2 separate regions of the Homo sapiens genome follow, and region 2 is linked to region 1. A link is an interaction called in ENCODE POLR2A ChIA-PET data of the cell type or tissue named here. Cell type or tissue: K562. All regions are shown on one strand. Links, peaks and the distances in the headings refer to the core of each region. The heading gives the core; the rest is flanking DNA.

The links. ChIA-PET counts read pairs that join two places held together with the same protein. Peaks named below come from ENCODE experiments on the same cell type or tissue, not always from the same donor. Only the 100,000 strongest peaks of a DNase experiment are listed, where the experiment ranks them.
Region 2: POLR2A ChIA-PET joins it to region 1 with 5 read pairs; 6 of 35 experiments call an interaction of 5 or more read pairs at or near these places.

The regions. Positions count from the first base shown.
Region 1 is chr19:1,771,457-1,774,370 of GRCh38, forward strand. All of the region lies in intron 1 of ONECUT3 (one cut homeobox 3), which reads left to right. LOC101928543 (a long non-coding RNA gene) reads right to left here and starts at 2,894. Exons shown (of 5, transcript XR_007067085.1): 1 at 2,802-2,894; 2 at 2,580-2,711; 3 at 2,178-2,271; 4 at 1,987-2,084. In K562, for the core only: no CTCF peak of the experiment used is centred there; no DNase peak of the experiment used is centred there; H3K27me3 peaks cover 808 bases.
Region 2 is chr19:1,701,496-1,704,409 of GRCh38, forward strand. No RefSeq gene overlaps it. Among named protein-coding and RNA genes, the nearest start is that of TCF3, 50 kb to the left of the region's middle. In K562, for the core only: no CTCF peak of the experiment used is centred there; no DNase peak of the experiment used is centred there; H3K27me3 peaks cover 982 bases.

The DNA of each region.
Region 1 (2,914 bases), core at 241-2,740:
CAATTCTAGCTGAAAATAACTTTTCCTTGGAACTTTGAAAGCCTTGCTCTGTTGTCTGCTAGTTTTTGCACACCCAAAGCTGCTTGGATTCTTGATCCTTTGCATGACATCTGGCTTTCCTCTAGGCGCTTTTTAGGATTTTCTCTTTATTCTTGGTGCTCTGAAATTTCACAACAACGAGGCTTGAGTGTCTTTTTCATTCAATGAGCTGAGGACTTGATGTCCCACCCCCATTTTTTTAGAGCTGGGGTCTCGCTCTGTCATCCAGGCTGGAGTGCAGTATCATGATCATAACTCACTGCAGCCTTGACCTTCTGGGCTCAAATGATCCTCCTACCTCAGCATCCTGAATAACTGGGACCACAGGTGTGAGTCACCATGCCTGGCTAATTTTAAATTTTTTGTAGCAATGGGGTCTCACTATATTCTCCAAGCTGCTCTCAACCTCTTGGGCTCAAGTGATCCTCCCACCTCAGCCTCCCAAAGTGCTGGGATTAGAGGCATGAGCCACTTCATCCAGCCTATTTAGTTATTATTTATTTATTTATTTATTTATTTATTTATTTATTTATTTTTGAGACGGAGTCTCGCTCTGTTGCCCAGGCTGGAGTGAGTGGTGTGATCTCAGCTCACACCTCTGCTTACTGGGTTCAAGCGACTCTCCTGCCTCAGCCTCCCCAGTAGCTGGGATTCCAAGCACCTGCCACCACACTCAGCTAATTTTTTTTGTATTTTTTGTGGAGACAGAGTTTCATCATGTTGACCAGGCTGGTCTCGAACTCCTGACCTCAAGCGATCCACCTACCTTGGCCTCCCAAAGTGCTGGGATTACAAGAATGAGCCACCATGCCCAGTGGGCCTATTTATATTTAAAAATTATTTATTTTAAAAGAGAGTCTTACTCTGTCACCCAGGCTGGAGTGCAGTGGTGAGATCATGCTCACTGTAGCCTTGAACCCCCAGCCTCAAGTGTTCCTCCTGCCTCAGCCTCCCAAAATGCTGAGATTACAGGCATGAGCCACTGCACCTGACCACATTTAAACTGGAAACTCATCTTTCAACGCTAGATTTTTTTTCATTATTTGATCATCTCTTCCTCTATTTTTGAACTGTCTCTTGATCAGGTGACAACCCTGCTTCATCTTAATTCATCCTCTAACTTTTTATTCTCTTTCATTTCCCATCTTTGCAGCTGCTTGTGTTCCATTTTCTGGGATATCTGCTTTACTCTTTTTTTTTTTTTTTTTTTTTTTTGAGATGGAGTTTCACTCTTGTTGCCCAGGCTGAAATGCAATGGCACGATCTTGGCTCACCACAACTTCTGCCTCCCAGATTCAAGCAATTCTCCTGCCTCAGCCTCCCGAGTAGCTGGGATTACAGGCATGCACCACCACGTCCAGCTAATTTTTTTTTTTTTTTTTTTTTTTTAGTAGAGACAGGGTTTCACCGTGTTAGCCAGGATGGTCTTGATCTCCTGACCTCGTGATCCGCCCGCCTCGGCCTCCCAAAGTGCTGGGATTACAGGCGTGAGCCACCGCGCCCGGCCAATATCTGCTTAACTTTATCTTCCAGTCCTTACATGGAATTATTTTACTCTGGCTGTTATATATTCACATTTTAAGAGCATTTCCTCACTCTCTAATGGTCCCTTTTACTTAACAGCATCCTGTACTTGTTTCATGGATACGATATTTTTCTCTTACTCCTCTGGGAATATTAATTATAGCTTTGCCTGCCTTGTCGGTTCCTTCTGAGTTTATTCCTCCCCCACCAAACCATTTTTCTCCATTGTTCTCCCCCCTCCTGCCTCCCTCCCTCTCTCTCTCTCCCTCTCTTTTTCATGTTAGACGCTTTTCTAAAATGTGCAGTAACCCACAGGCATCACTTGCATTTAATCATAAAACCTGAAACCGCAGTTAGAAGCCCCACACATTCCAGGTCAGAGGGAGTGAAGTGTGCGTCAGCTCACACCCTAGACGGGTGAACCTGTTGTCCCCGAGACATGAGTCATGGCAGAAGGAACATTCATTTATTTCTGTGGACGTGTATGGACATTGATCTAGCATGTCATGTTCCAGGCTGTTCTGCAACGAAAAGAAAAGCTCTCTGTGCCATTCCAGTAGGCCACGACGGCTGGCACAGAGAAGAGACTGGGAGCAGAGACCCACTAGTACTACCTGCACCACCGGCCACTTCTGGGGGTCACAGAGTAGCTGGAACTCCGGGATGGAGACAAGGGCAGGACAGCCTCTTCAGCACCACAGTCCCAGTCTGGATGCAGGAGAGAAATTGAGATTCTGATGGAGTTTCAAGCTGATGCCACAAATGAGCCCATCTGACTTGTGGCCCAGCTCCTAGTGGGGGAAGCCTGTGTTTTGTACCCACTGACACCCACTGCATTGAGGGGAGGGGTTCACTTCGCTGCTGGAGCAGGAAGAGCAGGACTCGGCTTCAGCCCTGCCCCATCACCCCGAGCCTTTGCTTTTCTCCCCTTTGCAAGTGTCTGGTCTGCAGGCCATGGGGCAGCCTCCTTCAGCCCTCTCCGTGATCTGTGCGGGCTGACCAAGAGGAAGGGTGACCTGCTCATCTGGGAGAGGAAGAGGTGGTCCCTGCACTCTCCCCTCCTCCTCCAAAGTCTTCTTTCTTAGATGTTCTGCGCTCCAGAGGGTCCACTGGGTGCTCGAGGGAGGCCAAGTCTGGGTGGTCTCAGCCTGTGGATAGGGGCAGGAGCAGGAGGCAGGGATTCAGATGTCGGAATTGGGCTGTGGACTCACAGGGTCCCTAAGGGTATCAGGCCTTACAGGAGTGTCGCTGCTGCTCATTCGTAGAGCTTGGTTGTCACAGCCAGTTGCCATGGCACACACCTGTAATCCCAGTGCTTTGGGAGGCTGAGGCCAGAGGATCACTTGAGGCC
Region 2 (2,914 bases), core at 104-2,603, 70 kb before region 1:
CGACGCTGCAGCTGCGTCTGTATTCCGGGCGGGTCCCGGCCCCACAGACTTCCCGCCATGGCCCACTTCCTGGCACGGGTTGGTTGGCCCCTCACCGGCTGTGAGGTGGGGTCCCTCGCCAGTGGGCAGATGAAAGCAGTCTCCCCTCCTTTCCCCAGCCCCCCGGCCGGAATCCACAGCCTCAGGTGGTGGAAAGAGCACTGTGCGGGGGGAGTCACACCCTCCCAGGTTGGAGTGTCCCTCACAGTGGGACCCTGGAGCCTCAGGGCTCTCGTCTGCAAAGTGGGGGTGAGTTTGAGGAAACAACACCATTTCCTGGAGACAGGCAAGGGCCCCTTAACGGCCAAGACACTTGCAGTACAAGAACTAGGAAACTGGGCTGGGCACGGTCGCTCACACCTGTCATCCCGGCGCTTTGGGAGGCCTAGGTGGGTGGATCACCTGAGGTCAGGAGTTCGAGACCAGTCTGTTCAAGACCAACCTGGCCAACACGGTGAAACCCCGTCTCTACTAAAAATACAAAAATTAGCTGGGCGTGGTGGTGTGCACCTGTAATTCCAGCTACTCAGAAGGCTGAGGCAGGAGAATCGCTTGAACCCGGGAGATGGAGGTTGCAGTGAGCCGAGACCACACCACTGCACCCCAGCCTGGGCAACACAGCGAGACTCCATCTCAAAAAAAAAAAAAAAACAGAAAACAAACAAAATAACTAGGAAACTGTACTTAAATGGCAAGAACAATTGAGTGAAGGTGGGGTGGAAATTCAAATCCAGCTGCAGTATCAGTATTTTCCAAAATGTCTACAATTTTCACTTGTTACCTTGGGCGAGGCACAGTGGCTCTTGTCTATAAACCCAGCTACTCAGGAGGTTGAAGCGGGAGGATCGCTTGAGCCTGGAGGTTGAGGCTGCAGTGAGCTGAGATCACACCACCGCATTCCAGTCTGGGCGACAGACGGAAACCCTGTATCTAAAGAGAAGAGAAGAGAAGAGAAGAGAAGAGAAGAGAAGAGAAGAGAAGAGAAGAGAAGAGAAGAAGAGGAAGAGAAGAGAAGAGAAGAGAAGAGAAGAGAAGAGAAGAGAAGAGAAGAGAAGAGAAGAGAAGAGAAAAGAGAAGAGAAGAGAAGAAGACACCACAGGCCAGGCGCAGTGGCTCATGCGTATAATCACAGCGCTTTGGGAGGCCAAGGTGGGAGAATTGCTTGAGCTCAGGAGTTCGAGACCACCCTGGCCAACGTAGCAAGGCCCCATCTCCAGAAGTTTTGTTTTGTTTTTTTTTTTTTTTTTGAGACGGAGTCTCATTCTGTTCGCCCAGGCTGGAGTGCAGTGGCATGATCTCGGCTCATTGCAACCTCTGCCTCCCGGGTTCAAGCGATTCTCCTGCCTCAGCCTCCCGAGTAGATGGGATTAAAGGCGCTCGCCACCATGCCCAGCTAATTTTTGTATTTTTGTAGAGACGGGGTTTCACCATATTGGCCAGGCTGGTCTCGAACTCCTGACCTCGGCCTCCCAAAGTGCTGGGATTACAGGCATGAGCCACTGCACCTGGCCGAAAATTTTTTTTAGAAAAGAAAAGGCGCAACAATGAGCATCCTTGGACATGAATCTCTTACACTCTCTGAAGTTTTTCTTCAGGACAAATTCATCCTGGAGTTGCTTGTCAAGAGACCATAAAACAAATAGTAAGGCTTTTGATACATTTTATCAAATTATCTCTGAAACTTCATAAAATACATATCCTTCCATTGTACATCAGCCTGTTCATTTACTCTCATCCATGCCAATAATGGGAGTTGTTATATATATATAATATATAATATTATGTATATCACATATTATATATAGTATATATAATATAATTATATATAATAAATATATTAAAAATTATATAGTTTATATAATTATATAATATATAAATATATATTTCATATATAAATATATGTATTTATATATAAATGTATATTTCATATATAAATATATGTATTTATATATAAATGTATATTTCATATATAAATATATGTATTTATATATATAAATACATATATTTAAATATATATATTTTTAGACGGAGTCTTGCTCTGTCGCCCAGGCTGGAGTGCAGTGGTGTGATCTCAGCTCACTGCAAGCTGCGCCTCCCAGGTTCATGCCATTCTCCTGCCTCAGCCTCCCGAGTAGCTGGGACTACAGGCGCCCGCCACCATGCCTGGCTAATTTTTTGTATTTTTAATAGAGACGGGGTTTCACCGTGTTAGCCAGGATGGTCTCAATCTCCTGACCTCGTGATCCACTCGCCTCGGCCTTCCGCCCACCTCAGTCTCTCAAAGTGCTGGGATTACAGGCATGAGCCACCGTGCCCAGCCCCAGGAGTTGTTATATTTTAAAAATCAAGGTATATCATCTAGCAAGTCTACTTCTAGATCTGTGTCCAAAATAGTTGAAAAGAGGTGTTTAAACAAATACATGGCTGGGCACGGTGGCTCACACCTGTAATCCCAGCACTTTGGGAGGCTGAGGTGGGCGGATCACAAGGTCAGGAGATTGAGACCATTCAGGCTAACACGGTGAAACCCCATCTGTACTAAAAATAGAAAAATTAGCCGGGAGTGGTGGCGGGTGCCTGTAGTCCCAGCTACTTGGGAGGAGAATGGCGTGAACCCGGGAGGTGGAGCTTGCAGTGAGCCGAGATCATGCCACTGCACTCCAGCCTGGGTGACAGAGCAAGACTCCATCTCTAAATAAATAAATAAATAAATAAATAAACATAAATATATTTGTTTGTAAATATCAATATATTAATAAATAATATCAATAAATGGTTGGTGGATGAATGGAAGAGATGGATTGATAGATCAGTGGGTAGGCAGTGTATGGATGAATGGTTGGATGCGTGTATGGATGAATGATCACAGGAATAG